Regions from separate parts of the Homo sapiens genome. Here region 1 is linked to region 2. Evidence: read pairs that join two places in POLR2A ChIA-PET (ENCODE). Cell type or tissue: A673. All regions are shown on one strand. Links, peaks and the distances in the headings refer to the core of each region. The heading gives the core; the rest is flanking DNA.

Region 1 (5,383 bases), core at 325-5,324, 410 kb after region 2:
CTAGTATTGCTTAAATAATGTGCCTTTTTAGATCACGAACAGAATCCGTAAATCTGGCTGTGACAACCCCAAGGGGCTGCTCTCTGCAGATGAATGTTATCCATTAATATCCCACCCTTGGTCCTTAGTTATCACCATCAGTGAAGGGCAGGCCTTGAACTCATTGAAATAACTTCTGTTTTGTTTTTTATCTCTTTAGAACTTTTCAAATGTCTTCTTTTTTTTTTGAGACAGAGTCTTGCTCTGTCACCCAGGCTGGAGTGCAGTGGTGCGATCTCTGCTCACTGCAACCTCTGCCTTCCTAGTTCAAGTGATTCTCCTGCCTCAGCCTCCCAAGTAGCTGGGATTACAGGCATCTGCCAACATGCCCAGCTAATTTTTTGTATTTTTAGTAGAGACGGGGTTTTGCCATGTTGGCCAGGCTGGTCTTGAACTCCTGACCTCAAGTGATTTGCCCGCCTCAGCCTCCCAAAGTGATGGGATTACAGGCGTGAGCCACCATGCCCAGCCTCAAATGTCTTCTAATAAGTGTAAGGCAAGCACTTTAATAAAATGCCAACTTGTTTTATCCATTTACTCCTTCTTCGGTCGTCTCTTCCTTTGGGCAGTCTCCAAAAATGTCAATACCTGAAGGAGCTTGACTTCTGCCTTTTGATATTCTAAATTCCCTCTCAAATGACAGCAAATTGGGTTTTTTGTTTAATCTATACATAATTTCCCTATAAATTAAAAACATTTTGTTCCCCTGTTGGCTGTCCATCTGAATGACAACAGCCTCTCTGGCCAACAGAAAAAGAGTATCCTATGACTACCTGTGGCCTCTCCAGGTTCCTCCTCTAGCACCACACTTGCGGAAATGAGTCCCAAAGGACAAGAGCTTGGTCATAACCCTCTGTCACCAGAGGTACTGTTCACTTACCTGCAATACTTCCCCATCACCTGAACCACCTGTCTCAAAACTGTAACTGAAGAATAAAAGAGCACCAGGACCAGAGAGGCACAGAACGGAGCTTCCAACAGTGTGGCAACCCCAAGGGCCGCCCCTCCCCCCACCTAGTGCCATTTCTCACTTTGGCCTTACCTCGCTGGGTCTGGGTAAATTGGGTGCTCTCTGGATCCTGCTCCATCATAACGGGATAATGAAATGAGGGAAGATTCCAGCAGCCTCCTAGCAGAGATTAAAAAAATGGCAATAATCCCTGTCAATTACCAACTCAGAGGTCATTCATAAGGAAAAATGAGGGAGAGATATATAACTTTCCCCTTTTGCAGCCAGCTAACGCCTGTTATCTGGGATCACACCCTTCTACAAGCTAAGTAGGTAGAGACACAAATAAATGAAGAGCTGCAAAACTCCCACACTGGACATGACCACTGCATTCTGCTGAATACTGCTCTTCAATGAGAAATGAACAAGTGCTTCAGAGACATGATCTTCTTTCTATTTGCAGTACCTCCAGTAGACAAATAGAAGGTTCGGATCAACACAGGAGTGAAAAATTAGGCACACACAGAGATTATCACATAGTGCTAACATTTATCTTGTTGTTTGGTTCCTCCATGCCATCATCATCCACATCTACTTCCTGTCTATCCATTCTGCTCTGCCTACGCTCTTTTTTCTTTTTTTTTTTTTTGTGAGAATTGAGTACTCCTCAGATATATAACTATAATATATCTATTAAAAATATAAATATATATAAGAGTACTCCATAGGCTTTCAACTGACAACGTTTACTTATATAATCTAGCCCAATAACAAACTCAACTGATCATATGTGATACGTACATTTTATTGAACACTTTTTTTGATGCCAGGTAATAGGTAATACTGAGCACTTCATATGTATTTGTTTAAACCTCACCACAACCTAGAAAGGTAGGTATGACTACATACATGAGAACACTGGGCCCAGAAGTTAAAGTGTATCACTCTGTGGCACATAACTATTAAGAGATAGTAACAGGACTCCAGGGAAGGCCTGTCTTAACTCCAAAATGCCTCAAATCTCTATTTTGTACTGCAAGACCTTCCACGGTCCAGGCAGGAAGCAAGAGCATATGTATTCAATGGAGACTGACAAACAGGAAGGTCTGTGGCCCATCATTTAGCTCCAGCCAATTGTTACTAAGCTAGAATATAGGCTCAGTATTGCTGGCTTTTCCTATTTTTTAAGGAAAGCTAGAAATCTGGAATTTTGTATAAAATCTCCTGATTGTTAAATTTTAGCTACAACTTTTTTTTTTTTTTTTTAAACAACAAGGGCCAGTCAGAACACGTATAATAAACACGGCCCAGGGGCTCCCTGGTTTGCATGTCTGACATGGTGCTTCCCAACTCACATGTGCCTTGGCAGCCAATCAAGCTCCTGCCCCAGAACATGTTTCAAAGGAAATGGTCTCAGAGAGGAACGCATATTGTTCCTCTCCAGCAGCATCTTGCCTGCCTTTCCTAGGAACAGGTCCCTGGCTCCCTGCCAGACTCTTCTTTAAAGCAGACCTGCAGGATAAGGACAGCAGCTACCAATCTTTTCCAATTGATTTAATTCAATTCACTGTTACTAAAACCATCTGGCTTTAGGTATAGTCCTGTGCGGTCACTTTATTCCAGCAACTGGCCCACTGCAGTACTTCCCCTAACAGCCTGGGGAAGAGACATAGCAAAGGCCCTAACAACCTGGCTTGCAACCTTTCCTGCCCAGGACAACCAACTATCAAGTAATGTTTTCTCTCTAGACAAGGCCTATATCCCCATACTTAGACACTTGTAACAATCCTACCACTGAACAGAGAGAACACAATGTAAACAAGGAGGAAGAGAGGAAAGCAATAAAATACATCTCTCTGGTTGAAAGACTAAATCTTCAGTAACATCACTGTGGTTCAAATGTGGCAGAAATGCTGTTTCATCAATTCTAAGACACACTTTTCACCTTTGAATGTGTCTGAGGTTGGGGTGTATTTTACAGTTGTGTGACACAGTTTAATTGGCAGGATTTTTTTTTTTTTGATAGAGACAGAGTCTGGCTATGTTGCCCAGGCTGGTCTCAAACTCCTAGCCTCAAGTGATCCTCCTGCCTCGGCCTCCCAAAGTCCCAGGATTACAGCCATAAGTCACTGTGCCTGCCCACTGGCAGGATTTTTTCATGATTTCATAGGAACACATAAAATAACGGCATGTCTTTGAGTCTTTTAAAATACAGAATGTGTGGGACAGGTAAGGGTAGTGAGAGATACAGAGTCTGGGAAAAAAGGAAAATCAAAATTTTGAGAAGAGTATTCAGGTCATTTATGCCATCTTATATAGTACTTATTTATCATTTAACAAACCAGTTCTTCAGGAACTGGGTGTGAGTTGAAGAATGGAAGCAAGGTCTGGGAGCAGCTGACTATCCTAGAATACCTAGAAGCTTGTTCCACCCTAAAGTGCTCTGGAGTTAGTCCTGAATGTCACCACCTGTTGTGTTATCCTCCAAGTGGTCGTTTAGTAAGCTGAGGCCCTTTGGCAAGCAGCATCCTCCACAGTGACCAAAAAACATCCTTCTTGGCTGGGCGTGGTGCCTCACGCCTGTAATCCCAACACTTTGGGAGGCCAGATGGGTGAACTGCCTGAGCTCAGGAGTTCAAGACCAGCCTGGGCAACATGGTGAGACTCCATCTCTACTAAAATACAAAAAAGTAGCCAGGCGTGGTGGTGCGTGCCTATAATCCCAGCTATTTGGAAGGCTGAGGCACGAGAATCACTTGAACCTGGGAGGCAGAGGTTGCAGTGAGCTGAGATCGCACTACTGCACTCCAGACTGGGTGACAGAGTGAGACTGCATCTCAAAACAAACAAACAAACAAACAAACAAACAAAAATACATCCTTCTTAAAGAAACTAATTATGGTAACAAAAGCAAATATTACCCCCAATCTGCTAAGGCAATGACAGTACTGAGTGAGATGAGATGATTTATTAGGAATGCTGTAAAGGAGATTCCTGATCTGAAGGGTTTGCATTAGGTAACTTCAGTTTTAATGACTCCATTTTTATTTTTTATTTTTTGAGACGCAGTCTCACTCTGTCACCCAGGCTGAAGTGCAGTGGCGCAATCTTGGCTCACTGCAACCTCCGCCTCCTGGGTTCAAGCGATTCTCCTGCCTCAGCCTCCTGAGTAGCTGGGATTAAAGGCATGCGCCACCACACCCGGCTAATTTTTGTACTTTTAGTAGAGATGGGGTTTCACCATGTTGGTCAGGCTGGTCTCAAACTCCTGACCTTCTGATCCGCCCGCTTTGGCCTCCCAAAGTGCTGGGATTACAGGTGTGAGCCACTGTGCTGGCCTTAATGACTCCATTTTACAATCCTAAAAGTCTATTTCCCACCTTAACTTCCTACCTTAATTAGGAAGACTTCTTTAAGTTGGAATAGACCCAAAATATGAAGCTTTGTTGCTGGAGAGTCTCTGATGAGGTTCTTTTGGAACACGCATCCCCTGTGCCTACTTACTACGGAATGTGTTGGCAACATTTGCTGCCCAGACAATATAGTGGAACTGGCAAGCCACATATATATGTCACTTTACTGCTAATGCACAAAAGCAGGAAAGCCAATCACCATGAATACACATATACACTGATGAAACATCAGTTCTTCATAGTTACAATACGAGTACTATCTGGAGTAAAAATAGGCTTCTCCAATTGGTGTGGAATAAAGAACTAGAGTTACTAGATGAGTAAACATCCTAGGAATGTTTACCACCATTGCTAGGAACCTCAAAGAAAGATCTTTCTTTTTTTTTTTTTTTTTTTTTTTTTGAGACGGTGTCTCGCTCTGTTGCCCAGGCTGGAGTGCAGTGGCACGATCTCGGCTCACTGCAAGCTCCGCCTCCTGGGTTCGAGCCATTCTCCTGCCTCAGCCTCCCAAGTAGCTGGGACTACAGGCACCTGCCACCATGCCTGGCTAATTTCTTTTTGTATTTTTAGTAGAGACAGGGTTTCACCGTGTTAGCCAGGATGGTCTTGATCTCCTGACCTCATGATCCGCCCACCTCGGCCTCCCAAAGTGCTGGGATTACAGGCGTGACCCACTGCGCCCGGCCAAAAGATCTTTCTTTCCCAGTGTTAGCCTGTTACAGACAGCTGTCAACGGGAAATGGTAGGAGAAAATTGAATGCGATGGCAGTTCTGCACATTCTGCTGTGACCACCACAAACTTGACTTGACTTAATCTATCACAAGAAATCAGGGAGGGCCTAGGAAGGGCTCAGACAAGCTTGTTCAGGTTCGAAGCTGCTATCACTGAAGCTGAAGAAAAAAAAAATACAAAAACACAATACAACCAAACAAAATACTTCCTTGTTTTCTCTACTTGCCTGGTTCATTTTATACACCACTG
Region 2 (5,383 bases), core at 218-5,217:
TAAAAAGCACTAGGCCTCTTTGAAAGACTCAATTCTTAGACTACCTTCTTATCATAAATGTGCCTTGAAGGATGCAGAGAATTTTTGCTTCAGATTCTGAATATCTTGATAGGTGTATTTAAAACAAAAAACATGACTATTGCAGTATAAGTTATTGGGCTTTTTATACTAATATCTAATAGCATGACAATGTATTTAATTACACAAATATAAGTATTAGGCACGGATTTAATATTTGTATACTAACATGTAATATACAGAAAATAAATACAAGGAACAGGACTGGACCTAAAGGTACTGAGAACCTGACACAATGAAAACAGGAACTATTGCAGCTCCCTCCATTGACATCGTAAAGTTGCCACATTTTCTGGGCTCTCTTTTGAATTAATGTGGCATCTGTTCCAAGTACAGCATGCTAACATTTTACTAAAAGATATTTTCATTCTACATTTGTATCTGATTTGCTTTTTATTTGAACTCCTGTTTTATTTCAATGGTCATTATTTCTTTATACCAAGTTGTCAATTTGGCATTCCTAATCTATCTCCCCTGAGCACAAAAGGGTGGGGGGGAACCATCAGCTTAAAACTCTCTAACAGCAATAATTACAATATGTTTTGCATATAGATTAAATAAAGAAAATAAACAGCACAAAGATTTTTGTAGGCTTTTTAGTATCAAGTCCTGATAAGTTAACGGCATCTGTTCCTTTCAGAAAAAGAATTCTGCTCTGAGGTGTTGGGGGTTGGGGGAAGTAAACAAATACTAAATAGAATAATTCAAGTTACAAAGTTTGGTCTTCGAGATATGATGATTTCAATAATTTGCACATATCCAACTCCATCCACTGATAATTGCTTTTTAAGACATCTTCAAAAATGCTGTAGCAACAAGCCAAATACAACCACTTGTACTTAACATGCATGCTGCATACTCCACAATGTTACGTCACATCAGGCACAGAGAAGACGCTTACCAAGCTATCCTGCGTTCTATAAACTGCCTAACAACAGAAAAAGGCACTGCCATCTCAATGGGAGTAGAAGCTATCAGGGCAGGCAGCCCTTTCCCTTTTGGTCAACTCTGAGGAAAACAAGTAAGGTTTATATTTCTGTCTTTTAAAGCTCACCTCTCTCCAGGCCTATACTTTGAATCCTTCAGCCTTTCACAGAAAGAAAGGCTGTTTCTTTAAAATTAAAAAGCTGCAAAAGATCACTCCAACTTAAAAGTCCCACACCTTTTACCAACTGTCCTCCAGCTGTCCCCACGGCTGCCTCTTCTGCAGGAAGAATGGCCTATCTTGAGCACTCATCTCCAAGTGGGTGTGGGTACCCTGAGGAAGGGAGCCACTGGGAAGAAATTATTACAACTTATATTTTAAAATCTCATCCTTTTAAAAATTTCAAATTTCCTATATGTTTGACAACATGCATAAAACACTAGTTTAGACTATCATACATTTAACTGGTAACCATAATTTTTAAAAGTGTAGAGAGTACTGGTCAAGATGACTGAGTCTAGAATAAAAAAGGAAAACTAGGCTCTACCACTAACTTAGTCAAATTCTTGTCTCTCAGTTTCACCATCCATAACATTAATTGAGCCCTCTGTACACTATTAGACTAGAATGAACAAGAATAAAATACTCTGTAGGACATGGTCTGAGCCACTCAAAAGGAAAAGCATATTTATGAATGCTACCAATGAGAAAAACTAAACTTGGCTGGTAAAAAACGTTGACTACTCTATAGTTTAAATAAACTGCTACATTCTACCAGGTCCAATTCTTAGAATTTTACGGCAAGGCTTTAGCACTTCGTGGATCTAAAGAAGCATAAAGCACCTTAGATGCAAGGAGTGTATTCTAGGATTAGAAAGGCTTTTTTAAAAACTTTTATAACGAAAACTTTTTATTACCTGTGTAACAAAATTTTTTAATTTAAAAATTACAACAGTGAATTATCACTAATAATCTCAGCAACAAGTTAAAACTCTCAAAGCTGGAATCAAGAGTTCTATTTAATGTAGATTATAAGGCCTTTAGTATGTCTTTCTAAATATAATGCCAGAAAAAATGAACAGCACTCAAATAACTTACTTTTTTTTTTTAACTGCGTTAAAAAATACTGAGTTATCAGCATAGCATTTGGTAGTGGTTGAGTGAGTAGGGATAGGTGATGGGGATGAGGTCAGCCCACACTACTCACATGAAGTTGTGAAGACCAGGACTAATTCCTATGTAGGGTATCTTTACGCTGATTAAGCAGTACTACTTTGAGTTTCTATTAATTAAAATATTACATGTATTATCTTGGTTTTAAAATCCTACTTTTTATTTTTTCTTTTTTACAGGTTTGCCCCAATTCTTGCCTATTTACTTTGTAAATGTGAAATAAATGTGTCCTAACAACCAAGAAGAGAGATTACCAGTTTTTTTAAATGTTATTTGAAAACACAATTGCTCTCTTTATAAGTAGCTACTAGAATAAACTAGAATCATTTAATTCAGAAATGATGCCTCCTAAATTACTTATATAGGACAGAAAACAATGTTGTCATTTTAAACTGATTTTTTTTTAAGTTTAAAAAATAACAATGACCATTTCCTAAAGCATGAGGTACAATCAATCTAAGGCATTAGGTTTGGAATCTTAATGTATAAATCTTACCCACCTCTCTTCCTCCAACCTTACTCCCACTTCCCACATGAGCCCTATTTTCAAAAATAAACAAGTTTTTTAAATAGTCACCTGGAAAAAAGTAAACTTTGAGAGTATTATGGTATAATTAAACTTCTTTAAAAATGTGTGTGTGTGTATATATATATATATATATAAAATACATATGTAAATGCACAGGAAAAGTTTAAAAGTAGGATGAGAACGGAATGACTAATTTTCTACTTTATACGTATCTATATTGCTAGAATGACTTTCTAACTTAGATGCACAGCTTTTGTAATATTTCTTGAAAGGACACTTATCTAACACTCTAAAACGTTGATCGTTATATAAGGACTGACTGAAATAGTGAATGTAAACCATTTGCACCTACTAAAAAAAGTATTAAACTAACTTACACTGTGCTTTATAAAGTGCCCAACTTCCAAACTTTAAGAAATAGCTATTAGACCCCACCCCATGCTACGCACTATGCTTGGCAATGGATATACAAGGATAAACAAAGCAGGCACTGTCCCAAATGTCTTCATTTCCATCCCATTCCAATGTTTACTATTTTCAAACTACTCAACCTAACCCAACCAAAATCAACATGAAACAGCCTCAAAATGATACACTGTAGCTGTGGCCATTTCAGTAAATTGAAAACTTCTTTAGTAATTCATTTCTAGGTATCTATGGGAATTACATAGTTTAGTATAGCATTTTGGACATTTAAGAGCAAGGGCTCAGGAATCAAACCTGGGCTTGAATCCAGGTTGTATCATTTGTTACCTATGTGATCCGAGGGAAACCTCTACTTCCTCATTTGTAAAATGGAGGTAGGATAATAATAGTAAATCCTCAGAATATTGCTGTGAGGATTAAAACTAAATAAGATCCTATGTGTAAAAAGGCTTAGCACTATACATAATAAACACTCTTTATTATTGATGACAACAGATAAACCTAAGGTACAAAAACCGTTCACAACTTGTCAAACATTTAAAATCTATGTCATTTCTCCAAAATGTGTGTATGTCACTTCTCCAAACACAAATATATATATTTATGTAAGTTTGTATATTAACACATAAAAATAAAATTTATATAGTTAGTAAAATAAAATTTTTAAAACACAAAAGCTCATAATTAAAATTTTTCATTCCCATGACAACACACCAGTACATTTATATTTATAATATACACACAAATGTACCAATGTGTATACTGTTAAGAACTACACCATAAACACACACGTAAACACATGTCAAGAATTTGTCTATTGGGCCAGGCGTGGTGGTTTAGGCCTGTAATCCCAGCACTTTGGGAAGGTGAGGCAGGTGGATCACTTGAGATCAGGAGTTAGAGACCAGTCTACCCAACATGGTGAAACCGTCTCTACTGAAAATACAAAAATTAGCCGGGTGTGGTGGCACATGCCTGTAGTCCCAACTACTCGGGAAGGCTGAGGAAGGAGAATCACTTGAACCTAGGAGGTAGTGGTTGCAGTGAGCTGAGATGGCCCCCCTGCACTCCAGCCTGGGCAACAGGGCAAGACTCCGTGTCAAAAAAAAAAAAAAAAAGTACTGGTCTATTGGGAGCAGGGTGGATCACTAATTTTTTGGTTCTAACTCATTATTTAAAATTGTATAATATTAATATTATTAACATGATACAGATAAATATCTTAAAACCCAGCCCCTTATTGCTGATTAAAAATTCAATTTACATACACAACTTTAGTAATATAAAGTACATTCATGAGTATTATCTTATCTAATCCTTTTAATATCATAGTGAAGCAGGCCCTTATTATTATCCCCATTTTACCACTGGGTAAACTAAAGCCCAGCAAGGATGAACTTCCCAAGAGTGTACAGCTACGTGACAGGAGTACACTTAAGACCAAGTCTTCTGACATCATCACAACTGTTTCCTTTATACTGGCCTGGGGCATTTCATTAAAAAAGAAAACTGTGTTCAATAATTTAGGTGTGTCAAAGGTCTCTATACTGAATCTACATGGCTGCCCAGTTTTACTCTCCTTATTTCCTCTCCTGATTTCCAACTTTAGTATTTCAGTAATCACATGGGTACATATAATGATAAAAATATGGAATGAGAATTCCTACAAACCTGATATTTTCTATATTGGCCATTAACACCAGGGACTATTTTTCTCCTTATATTTAGCCCTTTGTATTAACTCCTTTGTAACTGCTGAATTTATTTCATTTTAATATTAGGTCTTGAAAAGACAAATTGATGTCATATAAATAAAACAGCTTATAAAGTAGAAGCATATCAGACCAGATTCCATACATTTTGGACACATCTAAGGAATCTATTTAATGTCTAATCTACATATTAACAATTTTTTTTTTTTTTTGAGACAGAGTCTTGCTCTGTCTCCCAGGCTGGAGTGCAATGGCACAACCGCAGCTCACTGCAACCTCCGCCTTCTGGGTTCAAGCGATTCTCCTGCCTCAGCCTCCCGAGTAGCTGGGATTACAGGCACCTGCCACCACGCCCAGCTAATTTTCTATTTTCAGTAGAGATGAGGTTTTGCCATGTTGGCCAGGCTGGTCTCGAACTCTTGACCTCAGGTGATCCACCCGCCTCAGCCTACCAAAGAGCTGGGATTACAGGCGTGAGCCACCGCGCCTGGCCATATTAACAAATTTTAAATCACAACTATGTGGGGGGGGAGGCTAGTA

What was found. ChIA-PET counts read pairs that join two places held together with the same protein. Peaks named below come from ENCODE experiments on the same cell type or tissue, not always from the same donor. Only the 100,000 strongest peaks of a DNase experiment are listed, where the experiment ranks them.
Region 1: POLR2A ChIA-PET joins it to region 2 with 9 read pairs; 1 of 35 experiments calls an interaction of 5 or more read pairs at or near these places.

The regions. Positions count from the first base shown.
Region 1 is chr11:46,511,646-46,517,028 of GRCh38, forward strand. AMBRA1 (autophagy and beclin 1 regulator 1) reads right to left here. Exons shown (of 18, transcript NM_001387011.1): 8 at 1,082-1,168. Among named protein-coding and RNA genes, the nearest start is that of MIR3160-1, 62 kb to the left of the region's middle. In A673, for the core only: no CTCF peak of the experiment used is centred there; a DNase peak (open chromatin) is centred at 2,426.
Region 2 is chr11:46,105,749-46,111,131 of GRCh38, forward strand. The region is part of intron 1 of PHF21A (PHD finger protein 21A); the gene reads right to left. Among named protein-coding and RNA genes, the nearest start is that of PHF21A, 13 kb to the right of the region's middle. In A673, for the core only: no CTCF peak of the experiment used is centred there; a DNase peak (open chromatin) is centred at 983; H3K27ac peaks cover 676 bases.